Regions from separate parts of the Homo sapiens genome. Here region 2 is linked to region 1. The links are chromatin contacts, found by Hi-C in ENCODE. All regions are on one chromosome and are shown on one strand. Each heading gives the region's core, a stretch centred on a gene start or an enhancer-like site at or near the end of the contact. The rest is flanking DNA. Distances are from core to core; before and after follow the strand shown. Region 1 overlaps EFNA5 (ephrin A5). Region 2 has its middle 140 kb from the start of EFNA5.

Evidence for each region. A loop is a pair of places that touch in the nucleus more often than their neighbours do. Pooled maps may share reads with other maps.
Region 2: a loop to region 1 is called in a map with no recorded cell type, with 6 times the contacts of the local background. The contact joins two enhancer-like sites. A Hi-C loop is called at or near these places in 4 of 37 single-sample maps with no recorded cell type and 3 of 50 pooled maps.

Annotation. Positions count from the first base shown.
Region 1 is chr5:107,472,191-107,478,564 of GRCh38, reverse strand. The region is part of intron 1 of EFNA5 (ephrin A5); the gene reads left to right. Among named protein-coding and RNA genes, the nearest start is that of EFNA5, 200 kb to the left of the region's middle. RefSeq lists enhancers at 3,680-3,829, 5,298-6,052. Within about 2 kb of position 1,529, at least 8 of the 41 ENCODE cell types and tissues checked have a DNase peak (open chromatin) inside an H3K27ac peak, as active enhancers do.
Region 2 is chr5:107,808,402-107,814,631 of GRCh38, reverse strand. It overlaps the pseudogene RN7SKP122. Among named protein-coding and RNA genes, the nearest start is that of EFNA5, 140 kb to the right of the region's middle. RefSeq lists enhancers at 949-1,148, 1,866-1,965, 2,066-2,175, 4,534-5,055, 5,056-5,578 and 1 more. Within about 2 kb of position 1,926, at least 3 of the 41 ENCODE cell types and tissues checked have a DNase peak (open chromatin) inside an H3K27ac peak, as active enhancers do.

The DNA.
Region 1 (6,374 bases), core at 280-2,779:
AAATGTATTCGTTGTCTGAGTCTCACAAATCCTAAACTACTTAATGGCTATGGCTGCATCCATTATGCTGCACTGTGTGTTTGCGTGTGTGCTCTCCCGACATCTGTGTAGATATCTTCTGAAATTTACAAAACCTTTGTAACTAATCCCATAGGTTAACCGGAGTAGGGGCAGTATTTGTTGTTGCTAATTACACAGTGGAAGCCTTTGGGAAATAGGCCCTTTGTTAATGATAAATTTGAGCAAGCAACTAAACATTCCTGAATAATGCTGAGAATATTACTCGCCTAGGTCTTTATGACTATGGATCTCTTGCCTGCCTCCTCTTTCTCCGTAGAAGTCTGGCCACTGTGCCTGATATGCATATTAATTGCTGGATCAGGAGGAGAAGCAGGGAGCTTCCTTTGGCAACAGGGTGTAACACAAACAGCTGAGTAATGAGGTACATGTGGATTATTAGGTATGACATAATGAGTAGCATTTCTATCATGGCATTATATATCTGTCAGGGTTTTTGGTCAGGCTTTTTCCTTCCTAGGGTTTAAAAACCCTGCTCATGTATTTCGGTGGTTATCACTAAAAATGGCCAGAAATCCCACTGCTACCAATCAGTTATGCTACCTCTAAATATCAGCCTCTGATTGATAGCTTGTTAAAGTGAGTTTCAAAACCAAGGGGAACTCTCTTTAGAGGAGGTATGTATTTGATTTAGGGTATATTGATTTGCATAATTTAGCAAATAAAGTACTATATAGTTAAAGGTCTGGAGACATTTACTTTTACCTAACTTAAAAAAAATAATATATTGTGGCCTAGATTAGTCACATAAGAGCCACCCTGTAAAAAGGAAACAGTGCAGGTAGAAGTTAGTCAAGAGAACACAATAGCCACACCTTGAGAAACCTTTCACCTGTGGCTTAGTTATTACTATCAGGTTACCCAAAAGAAAGAAGGGTTATATAGAGAAATAAAAAAGATTTATAACATGTATCCCCAAAAGACACCTGAAAAATAAGAGAATAGGATAAATGTAATTGCCAGAGATCCTTTTACAGTTATAAATTAATGTAGACAATTTTCTAGAGCAGTAATACCTCATGTAAGAAAGCCCTTTGCCAATATGTATTTTCTGCTTGTTTTAAATCACATATGCGACTTTGGTTCTAGATTTGTACCTTTAAACAGTCCAGAAAGATAAGAGTTTCTGCAGATATTATTCTATTGATTGCTTAATTCAAAAGATTATAAATTACTTCATCTGTTTTAGTGGAAGAGAAAGTCTTACATAGGTACATAAATATCTATATGTTAATATTATGATTAGTATCTCTTATCTACACATTGACCTATTCCTTATGTTTCTCCGTAGCTTCTTACCAAGACATTTTTTTTCTCTCTTGATAAGCCAGTAACCTCCCTTTTGAAACTGTGTGATGTTTCTCTTTTTGTTTTGGTTACTAGGAGGCTCAGCTGGCTTTCGTGTTGAGTTGCCACACAGCCTTTCCTGTTCATTGTCACAGACCCAGCAGCACCTAGCACATAGTGATACAAATGCTCAGCAAATAGACACTAAATCAGCAAATGTGTGACTTGAAATAGTTTTTCATTATGACTGATTTCCTGTCCACTTTATGTCTGGCTTTTTTGTTTTTAAGCTATATAAGGTGTAATGATTTCATTCTGTCTGATTCTGATTTGTGAACCACATCAAATCATTTCATCAAGGAGTCAGGGTATAGTATAACCTGAAAGGAATATGCCTCTGTTTTATACACTGTGACAACACAGTTTGGATGTTCCTGTGAGAGAGAGAGAGAGAGAGAGAGAGAAAGAGAAAAAATAAACATTTTAAGGGCAGCTAAATGGACTAAGAATAAAGCATTTCTGTAGGGACTTCAAATCAGAGAGTCCTGATACATAAAATTACAGGTATTGGACTTCATAGAAAGCTAATGAAATGTTTCTCCCCAAATTCTGTCAGATATCCCTATTGAACTGGTCATTTTCATTTGTTTTATATTTAATGAAACCAGAGGGAGAAACAGCAGGAATAGAAGGGTCTGTTTTGAAACTCTAAACAAGCCACCTGATGATTTTGTTTATCACTTGAACAGCTCTGGGTTCTTGTTTTGAAAATACAGATGTGTAAAGGTTTACATAGTTCCATTCTAAGTATAATATACTCTATTTTGCTCTCAAGAATATAGTTCTTGACTGGGCACAGTGGCTCACTCCTGTAATCCCAGCACTTTGGGAGGCTGAGGTGGGTGGATCACCTGAGGTCAGGAGTTCAAGACCAGCCTGGCCAACATTGTGAAACCGAATCTCTACTAAAAACACAAAAAATTAGCTGGGCGTGGTGGCAGGTGCCTGTAACCCCAGCTACTCGGGAGGCTGAGGCAGGAGAATTGCTTGAACTTGGGAGGCGGAGGTTGCAGTGAGCCGAGATCGCGCCATTACACTCCAGCCTGAGCAACAAGAGCAAGACTCTGTCTCAAAAAAAAAAAATATATATATAGTTTAAAAACTCTCAAGCCACCTTGGTATCTTCCATCTCATGTTTTATAGATGTTCAAACTGTACCATTTCAAACAGGTGCCGTGCTGTGAAAAACATGAACACAGTTTGAAATTCACTCTTGTAAAATATTTTGATATTAGCATTTTTAAAGGATCTGGGAAGTGTTGATATTCATTAACAACATCTCATTGCTCCAGAAACAGTTCAGCCTGGGTATTTTGAGGCTGAAGTCATGTCATCTCAGGTAGAACAACACAAAGGGCTTGCACTTTGGGGTAGTTCTCGTGAGAAATATGTAATCAGATTGTGGATACCCTAGACAAATCTTCTGTCTTAAGATGTATAAGTCTTATGCAGGGTAAGAATGTTGCTGACATAGTCCTTGAACAGCCTTCAAAATTATACTGGCTTTTCAGGCTCTGTTCCCCTTTAGCAATGCAGCAGATTGAAATAACTTCTGAAGCACTTTGAAAATATTGTGCTACTGAAAGCCTTAGAATCTCTTGACATTTTTCTCCCAGGATCCTCACCAGATCCTTTGACGTGGACAGTGGTGGCATTTTGTTTCTCTTGAGTTTCTTGAAAAGTTCATATAAACCACCATTCTCTCCCAAAACCTTTTGCAGTTTTCTGTGCTACATTTTCATAGGACATTACTGAACACTACAAACCATCTGCCGTTTCACACTTTGCTAGCTGAGGTCAGTGATACTGATAGCTGGGTAAGTGTGAAGTATGTGAAATGATTAGCCATCTCACAAGGGTGGGGTTGCACCAGTACCTGTTTGAAAAGCTCTTGTATGTTAATCCACAAAGACAAATTAATTATTAACATTTAATATCGTATAACTTACAGGGAGAAAAAAGGATTGTTTATTCACTGTGCTACTGTGACACCTTTGTTCAACAGGGAGCGTGTTACAAATGCCACAAGTAGTAACTTGAGGATACATCCTTTAACAGCTTATTAGTAGTCATTTCCCAGTCAAGTAAACATCTTAGCTCAGAAGTTTGTTTAGTAAAGCACAGTCATATTGTGGAAGCAGGAAGTAACCTCACATTGCACAAACACTGTCTTAACAGTGGGACAGAAACTTTTCTAATGACAATGATTTTTATGTAAATTGTATAGGCCTTGAATGGTAGGAACCTAGACAGTTATGAGTCAACATAATTGTCCTTTCCCTTAGAATGGCCCTTAATTAGTCATTCATTTATGTTGTCTTAGATCTTCGGGGCTTCTTCTTGCCTCTGGCAGGTCAGCCAGCATCATTCTGGAACATGGTGGCCTCTTGCTAAAAATATTTAACAAGATTGAGGTGGTGTTTCCTGTGTTAGCCAATATTTGATACCAACAGGCCTGACATATTTTAACAAAGTTAGTGGCCTAAAGATACGCCCTTCAACAGGATAAAGCCATCCCAGGATGCTATAGGTGGGTGAATTGCAATTAAACCATTCCTCGTTCGTAATGCAAAGATGCATGGTTGCATGACAGCACCTCCCTGTATTGTATTAGTCATGCCTGGAGGAAAACTCAACAAGGGTTTCTGATCCTCTGGGAAATTTTTACATACTAGATTTGAACTCAGACTGTTTGAAATCCTTGAAAACTCCATTGTGGCTGTTCAGTGCTGATGACCATTTCTTAAAATGGAAAACAATCTGTAAAATATTATTGATTACTTGGTATACTGAAAAGTGACAAAGGCGTGGGTGCTTTGGCAAGGGATGCAAACTTTCATGGCTAATGCAGCCGGCAGGTACCTAAGTGAGAAAATCAGACCTGGTGTACAAACTGGGTGTCATCCACTCCAGCAGAATATTTCTGTGTAAGAAGAATGTGGAGCCAGTGGCATCTGATCATCCAAGTTTTCAAGAGAAGGTAGAAACATGTACTTTATTTGAAATCTCTGGGTTTCTAAATATTGGTTCAGATGACTCTGAAACATTGTACTGGCTAAACTCAAGTGTACAGGGCCGAAATTGATTCACAGGCCATCAGTTTACAATCTGTCTTTTATGGAGATCTGTGTCAAAAGCATGATAGTCATGTATTTGCTATGTGGATGTTAAAGTCAAATGAGGCCAGGCATGGTGGCTCATGCCTGTAATCCCAGCACTTTGGGAGGCCGAGAAAGGCGGATCACGAGGTCAGGAGATCAAGACCATCCTTGATAACATGGTGGAACCCCATCTCTACTAAAAATGCAAAAATTCGCTGGGCGTGGTGGCACATGCCTGTAATCCCAGCTATTCAGAAGGCTGAGGCAGGAGAATCACTTGAACCCGGGAGGCAGAGGTTGCAGTGAGCCGAGATCACACCATTTGCACTCCAGCTTGGGCAACAAGAGCGAAACTCTGTCTCAAAAAAAAAAAAAAAAATTCAAGTGAAAATCCGATTGTTAATGAATTAGAATATCGGATCATAACACGTTCTAGAGCTGGAAGAATGTGTCATGGTTTGGCATCTGTTCCACACCAAATTGTAGAGTGTTAGGCTACCTGTATTTTCAGATTCCTTCTGCTTTGAGAATTAAATCTGTTGTAGTCACATTCTGACTTTGGGCATAGTTCTATTTGCCTCCCCAGTGAGCAGACACCTGGCTCTTCTTGGTGTGTATATGAAAAGTAGAATAAGTGGAATTCATTAGAAGCTGGCTGCTATCATGTTTAGGGAATTCAAGAATGATATCAACAAGGAGAATGAATAAAAGAAATATTTAAAGACCCAAACTCCACTAAGATGAGTAGACTCAGACTGAAAAAAAAAAAAAAAAAATCAGACCTGGAAGCAATGGGGAATGATGTGGCTTTTTAGAGTCAAGATTTGGGTCGAATAGAGTGTAAGTTTCAGAGGCAAAGTTTCAACCAATGTCAGCAGTACAAAGGCTACAACTTCCAACATCAGATCTCCATCAGTAACAACATCTTGGAAGAGGGCAGAGTTGTTTGCAGAAAAACGGTGGCTGGGGTCCCTGGAATGAGTGAGAGCAACCCCAGGAGGTAAGGTATAGGTGAATGAAGAGTTCAAGCAGGTGCTGGGGGGAGGGAGACTGGGGGCTCCATTTACAGTGTTGAGATGCCTGCAGGGGCTAAGAATATCAAAGGTTTGTTCAAATATCCTTCAGCCTTTTCATCAGCTCGACATTTGCATCCCTTGGTCCTACCAGCTTTATTTCAACAGTGAGTACACTCAGATGACTGAGCCAGCTCACGTTACTGATCTCTATCTGTTTGTCATTCTAGCTCTCTTACCTCCCACATGAGTTGTACCTTTTTGGTGCAAATAAGCTGCCAGAGCTGGCTTGGCTTGATCTCTGTGCTGCAGATGTCTCTAATTAACTTGATTGAGACAGGTCCATGGGATCCTGTTGCACAGTCTGACAAGTCCCACTGTCCTGGGAGGCACTATCCCATCACCTGAAGCATGCCTTTTGCTAATGTCCTTTGGGCAAAGTTTATTAATGACTAAAGTCTTCAAGTACCCATAGTTTTAATATGAAAGCTGTGGAGTGATGGTTGCTAATTTGCAGCCAGGAGTGTAAGAATTATCTCAAGTTCTCATTTAAATTCTGAGTAGAAATCTCCAGAGACCTTTACTAACAACTTCTAGTGTTTTTAACATCCAAAGTGTTACAATTTTTATCATCACTAATACTATTAACATTATTATTTGCAGTAGCTGAGAGAAACACGGTCTTGAGTCACTGCAAGTATAGACGCTTACGATAAAAATATTTGATGACGCCATCGTAACCTAGTGACAAAACATGTAATAAAACAAGTGTTTGGAAGTACTGGTTTGACTAGTTGTGAGATCTGCTAGATGTCTAATTACTGTAGGTTAAATT
Region 2 (6,230 bases), core at 677-3,176, 340 kb before region 1:
GCTGACCTCAGAAGAAAGCATACTCAGCTTCTGTCCAGCCCTGTCTGCCAAATCCCTGCTGGGCCCCACTAAATCCTCAAAGACTGAGGCTGCCCCTCCCCAGCCTCAGGACTCAAGCCCTGATCTTTCCCAAAGGAAACCACTAACTATCTCTGGTGGTCTGTGTCCTCCATGCCCTCTGGCTTCAGCACTGCCGGTGAAATATCCAGATGGTGGTGTTAACCCTGGAGGGGGTCCAGGTCCAGCACTGCCAGGGCAGAACTTTGGAACACTTTGTGCAGGGTCCCTCAGTGGCAGCTACAACTATGCACTTCCTGTGAAATGTGCGGGCATGTTGGGAAATGCTTGAGGGGTCCATGGTTCAAGGATGACTCTTTGATAGGAGATTTAAACTATGATCTATTTGAACATTCGGATTAGGCCGCGTGTGGTGGGTCATGCCTAATTCCAACACTTTGGGAGGCTGAGGTGGGTGGATCACTTGAGACCAGGAGTTCGAGACCAGCCTGGTCAACATGGAGAAACCCCTTCTCTACTAAAAATACAAAAATTAGCCAGGCTTGACGGCAGGTGCCTATTGTCCCAACTACATGGGAGGCTGAGGCACAAGAATCGCTTGAACCTGGGAGGCAGAGGTTGCAGTGAGCCAACATAGTGCACTGCACTCCAGCCTGGTGATGGAGTGAGACTCTGTCTCAATAAATAAATAAAAATAAACTTTCAGAATAGCCTATGTGAGGAGAACCAAGAAGGGGTGAGTTCTTTAGGTGACAACTGAGATCTGAAATTTCAGCATTAGCTTGTGGTTACTGCACACTTTGTTCAATGGTTTCATTTTCTCATGTCTAAGTCCTCTTCCCCAAGCCGCATGCCCACTCCAGCATGCTTGAGCAGGTCCCCGCCTCCCACACTATACCTGCTATGCCAGGGGGACCTGTCCACTGTTTCTTAGACCTGTGGGAACGTGGGCATCTTCTTGCCTGAACTCCTGCTATTCCTACAGCCTAGATTGTCCTGTGTCCTCTCTGTAGACTTCCACGACTCTCTACCCCAAAAGCAAAATTGACCTTTCCACCTTCTATAACATCTACTGGCCTTCTACTTGTCTGGGCTGATCAAGGCTGGGGATAACTCTGCATTCCCTGTGCCTAGCACATAGTGGGCACTCAATAAGTTCCTGTGAAATTGACTTGACTCTCTCTGCCCATACCTGCAGCTATAATACCCTATCAGCTAGAGCTTCTTCTTTCATGAAAACCAACAATATTTAGAAACAAAGCACCATTTCTGTTTTGTTATCTTCTTATCATGTATTGGCTTCCAAATCTTTAATTGTTTCCTGTATTTTCTTTATCCTAAATCCTACCCTCATTTGAACTCTGAACACATTGTTGGAACTTTGTAAAAGTTAATAATAATACATTTCATCCTATATTTATTTGTCCAAAACTATTTTCGAATATGTACATATATAGTTAGAAGCATCACGGAGTCCCACAGATATTTATAATGTTTGACTCACTCCAGAAAGATTCCTGGGATTTTTGCTGGGTCAGCCATCTGGCCGCTGTACTGTGGGCTGCCTGGTGTCTCACTGTGGTGTCTCCCAACCTTCCATTCCCCTGTTTACTTGGGTGACAGTTTGCTTCAGTGGTCAGATCCAGCCCTCAGCCTGCTTGATCCCTTCTCCCATGGAAGTCAGTCCCTGGCTGGTTTCAGTGGGCATTGTTGAGGTGGCGGCCATATGTCAGAGGTAGGGAGTGGAGAGGAGAGAAGAAGAGAAAAGGGGAGCTCCCAGCTGCATGACTGTCAGGGGCTTCTAGTGGGGGATTCTGACAGAGTCAGGAGGTGAGAGGAGGACCAGCTGCTTAGCAGCTATTTATAAGACTGTCATATGGGGAAGTGTGTCTGGCCGGCAGAAGCGAAGGGGGGTGGCGGACTGAACTGGCTCCTTATTTAGCTTTATGACACACACGCAGCCCAACTGTGAGAACCCACTCTGTGTGGAGACACCTGGTCAAATCTGCCTCCGCCAGACGGTGGGAAAGAACATTGACATTTCTCAATGGAATTGAAAAATGGCAGTGCAATTGGGTTTTCAGTAAGAACAATAAACTTTTTTCCATCTTGCTTTCCTTCCTTGCTGAAACTCTTAGGCCTCCCATCAAATAGACTAGTGTTACCTGCAGCCACTGCCCCAGGGGTGCAGGCTTCCACCAGAGAGCCCTGCAGTGTTAACCAGGAAAGAGCAGAAGTGGAGTTAGACCCTTCTTTCAGCTGGGCAGGAGCAGTCAAAGGCTGGAGATTTCTACAAAACCAGCTAAGCCGTGGGAGACAGAGTGACTGCTGGTTTCCTGGAGTGGAGAGAGGTTAATAGTGTGGTGCATTTGGGGTCTGTATGGGGACCAATGTTATTTAATGTGTTTATTATTGATTTGGAAGAGCGAATGGATACTAAGTTAGTGAAGGCTGTGGAGGGCACTAAGTTATTTCACTTAGTAAACACCACAGAGAGTTGCGGAGAATTCAGGAAGGATTTTCCATGGAGTTAAAGAAATTAGAAATAAAAATGTCTCGTTAGATGATGTACTCTGTCCCACTGGGCCAGCAGAGAATTGTTGCCGACAAGAGAAAATATTTCCTAGAGTTTAATTCAACCTCAGTTTTTAAATGCCTTCAATGTGCTCACCTTCTTTCTGGGAATATGGAAGTTCTGTCTGTTTCCTAATGCCTGTCTCAAGTTTTTCTTTTTAAATTCCTCCTATTATGCCTCACAGTTATACCACAGGGATGGGCTCTCTTTGTGGCTTCTCAGTATTTCATTTTCTGTACAACACCATGAAGGCAGGCCATTAACATTTCTTCTAGCCAATTCTGCTCCAAAGTAGTTCTTTCATCTTTTCTTAAACTGTTTTGTCATTATTCGTTCTTCCTAGTTCCCAAATCCTGGTAGCTGCCATCAGCCCCCTTTCAGATTCAGAAAGTAGTCTGATTCCTAGACCTGGTAGATTGTCCTGATGGCCCCAAAGGGAAGAATATTATAGAAATACAGAAATAGTAGTTAGACATTTACCTATTCACATGTCTGTCCAATAACATGGCCTGTGGTTGAAGCTCAAAGTCGTAAAAATCATGTTTGTCAAGTGATCGTATTGAAAACCCATTTCCAACTTGCCATCAGGCTCATTACCAGCATTCTTGAGTTCCAAGTATTGACCCCTAGCTCTAACTATTTGTGTTTCAGCCCTACTATCCCCCAGCAAACTGTTTTGCTGCTTTCAATTTCCAGAACAGGGAGTTACAGGCTCCAGTGAAGCTGTATGGAGCATTTCTTGTTGTTTAAAATATTCTTGAACATGCCGAGAGATGGAGCAGCTTGATGAGAGATGGCTCTTTACATAAATGTAAAATGAAAAACTTAATTGGCGCTTCTCATCCCGATTGTTTAACAAAATCAGGAACATGGATGAACATGATTTAAGGATGAAGTGTAATTTGTATACAGCCAAGACAATGGAGGAGGACCCCAATATTTTACCCAATTTTCAATAACGTTTTTCTTCCCCATGGTAGTATCTTCTCACTTGCACTCCTTTTGCTGTTGTTTAAAAACCACCTATTTATTCCCTACTCCAATGAGTTTGGATGAGGAAGAGATAACATAGCTCCAGCAACTCACCCTTGAGTAGGACAGTCAAAAAAATACTGAACAAATGTAAATAAAAGAACTACCACATTCTTAGTAGTTGCAGTTCGATGACAAGTGGAACCTGCCAACTTGTTTAAAATGTGTAGTAGGAGAGCTAGCCTCACTTACGTCTCTTATCAAAAATCAGATATCCTCTCCCTGGCAATGTGCCCTCTCGGCTCAAGTGTGCAGGCTTGGGAGGTGACATACAAGTAGCTTTGGGGCAAAAATAGGGTTCTAGCCCAGCCAGCAAGCTGAGCTCAATCAATGCTGGTAAGCATGGAGTGACAGACGTTGCAGCCAGATTATTCTTACATCAAATATGAATAAAGAAAACCATTGTCATGAGCAAATTTATTTATGGGTTAATAATAGAAAACAAGTGACTTCTTATCTTTTTCAGTACTTCCCGATGTGAATTCTTATGTCTATTTCTGCAGGATGCTCTGGTGGTGCTGTGACATGCCACCTGCACCCTCCTCCTTCAGGACAGACGTTCTCATTCCCATCCTCATTCCTCAGCTTCTGGGAGTTGGGTGAAGGTGGTGACTGGCAGCTATCAGCTGACCCACTCTCCAGGAATTGGCCTAAGGTTGGTCACTACTACTTGCCCCAAGACACATCTTCTCCTGGGGGCAGCCAATGACTGGCCCATTTCACCCCAACAATGGTTTATCTGAGAGCACTCCCTAGCAAATTTCCTATACTCTCCTTTTCAGAATCTGTGACCTAAGATAGATATACAGGACAGGAATTATTGCCTCCTTTACAAAAATAGAGAAATGGAAGCTCAGAGCAGTCACATCTTCCCTTTAATAGCACTTACCGTATTTTATTGTTTATTTATAACTCCCTCCCACTACAATGAGAAACCGCCAGAATCACTGAAACACTTTCTCAAAATTCACATGCTCGAGTGGTGCCCTGAAGATGCTATGCAGCTCTACTAAGGCCTGGCTGGGGTCTCAGTGAGAGCATTTTGAAAAGCTTCCCAGGTGATCATGAGGAATGTCCTGGTTTGAGAACATATGGGAAGAAGGGCCCAGTGCTCCTTGCACATCATTTTATCCCCAGCACCTAGGACAATGCCTGGCATATGGTAGCACTCAATAAATGTTGAATTAGTGAATGAATTCCCTAAGATCACACGCTGGTTCATAACAAAGCCCTGGAACTCCTGGCTCATTGCTTTCACTGCTGGAGGTATTAAAAGAAACAAAACTTTCTTAGCAATATCTTAATCATCACTCCTTTGGCAATTGTTTATTTAACTTCTTAAAATTCCTCCCAGCAATGGCAACAAAAATAAAACCACACACAAAAAAAGCTGCATACAAATGGGCTCTCTTAATGATTTTACCACCAAAGTATATCGTACAATCTTCACTGCCATCCCCCACTTTGGAGTCATCTGTGCTAGAAAGATGATGGATACACATATTAGTCTCTGGTTGTAATGAACACATCCATTATAAAAGCAATAGTAACTGCAACAGGGATTATGTGCTTGGTGAAAACATCTCCAGTGCCTTGTAAACACCTCAGCCTTCTGGCAGCCCCCCTGTGGGCCTATTTACTGCCTCTACGTTGCAAGGTAGCTACTGTCTAATTATACACAACTGGCTTGGTTAATCCTGCATAATAATAATTAAAAACAATTCATATTTTTTTCTTTTACTCTCTTTATTAACTTTAAACTTTTAAAGCCTCAGAGGTCCCTGTAGAATCAAAAGCTTATTAAAATATCAAGACATGCGAGCCTTTTCAAGTGCATATTATTACATTTGTTTTTGTTAACATGACAAGGCCCAAAAGAAACTCAGCAGATTTTTGTAGATCAAAGCAAAGGCACTGTGAGAGAAACTGGACCACCTGTGCCGTGTCACCCATAGTCATGAAGAAAACAGCAGGCCCCGAGGAGCCTCCCTCAGCAGCAGCCCAGATGGGCGGGGCAATGTCGGGGGAGAGAGGACACAGCAGGGAGAGCTGCTCCACCTGACTGCATGGAGCCTGTGGCATTTGGGCGGTCCTTAGGGAGGCCCCCTGGACTCCAGGGCTTTTGGTTACCTTGGTTACCCGGCTCTGTAGCTCTGGTGTCAGACCTAGCCTGTAGACAGGAGGATTGGAGAAAAAGTGGGGAAGGGAGGAGGAGGCGGCACTGTTCCAAGCCCTGGGCTGCTGGAAGACTCAAAGTGAACCAGGTGAAGGAGGTGTCTGGTTGGCTTGTGGGAAAATAAAACAGTAAGTCTTACCTACTTACATAAACCCATGTGCACACTCTGGGAGCACACATGCAATGAACACTAAATCCTGTCCATGGGCCACAGGGAAAGCAGTGGGCCTGGCCTCCAGGCTGCACACTTGAGGCTGCCCTTCCTTGATTTCTTTCCCCTTCTGGAAACTGCTCTTTGCCTTATTTCACCTCAACGCTGGGAGAGTTGGGACAGTTGTGTATGTGGTGTGATTGGGCTGCTGGCTTCCCCAGGGTGGCCTCAGGCCCTGAAGGCTCTCAGATTAGACCAGGTAAGCCTCGTTACTAAGT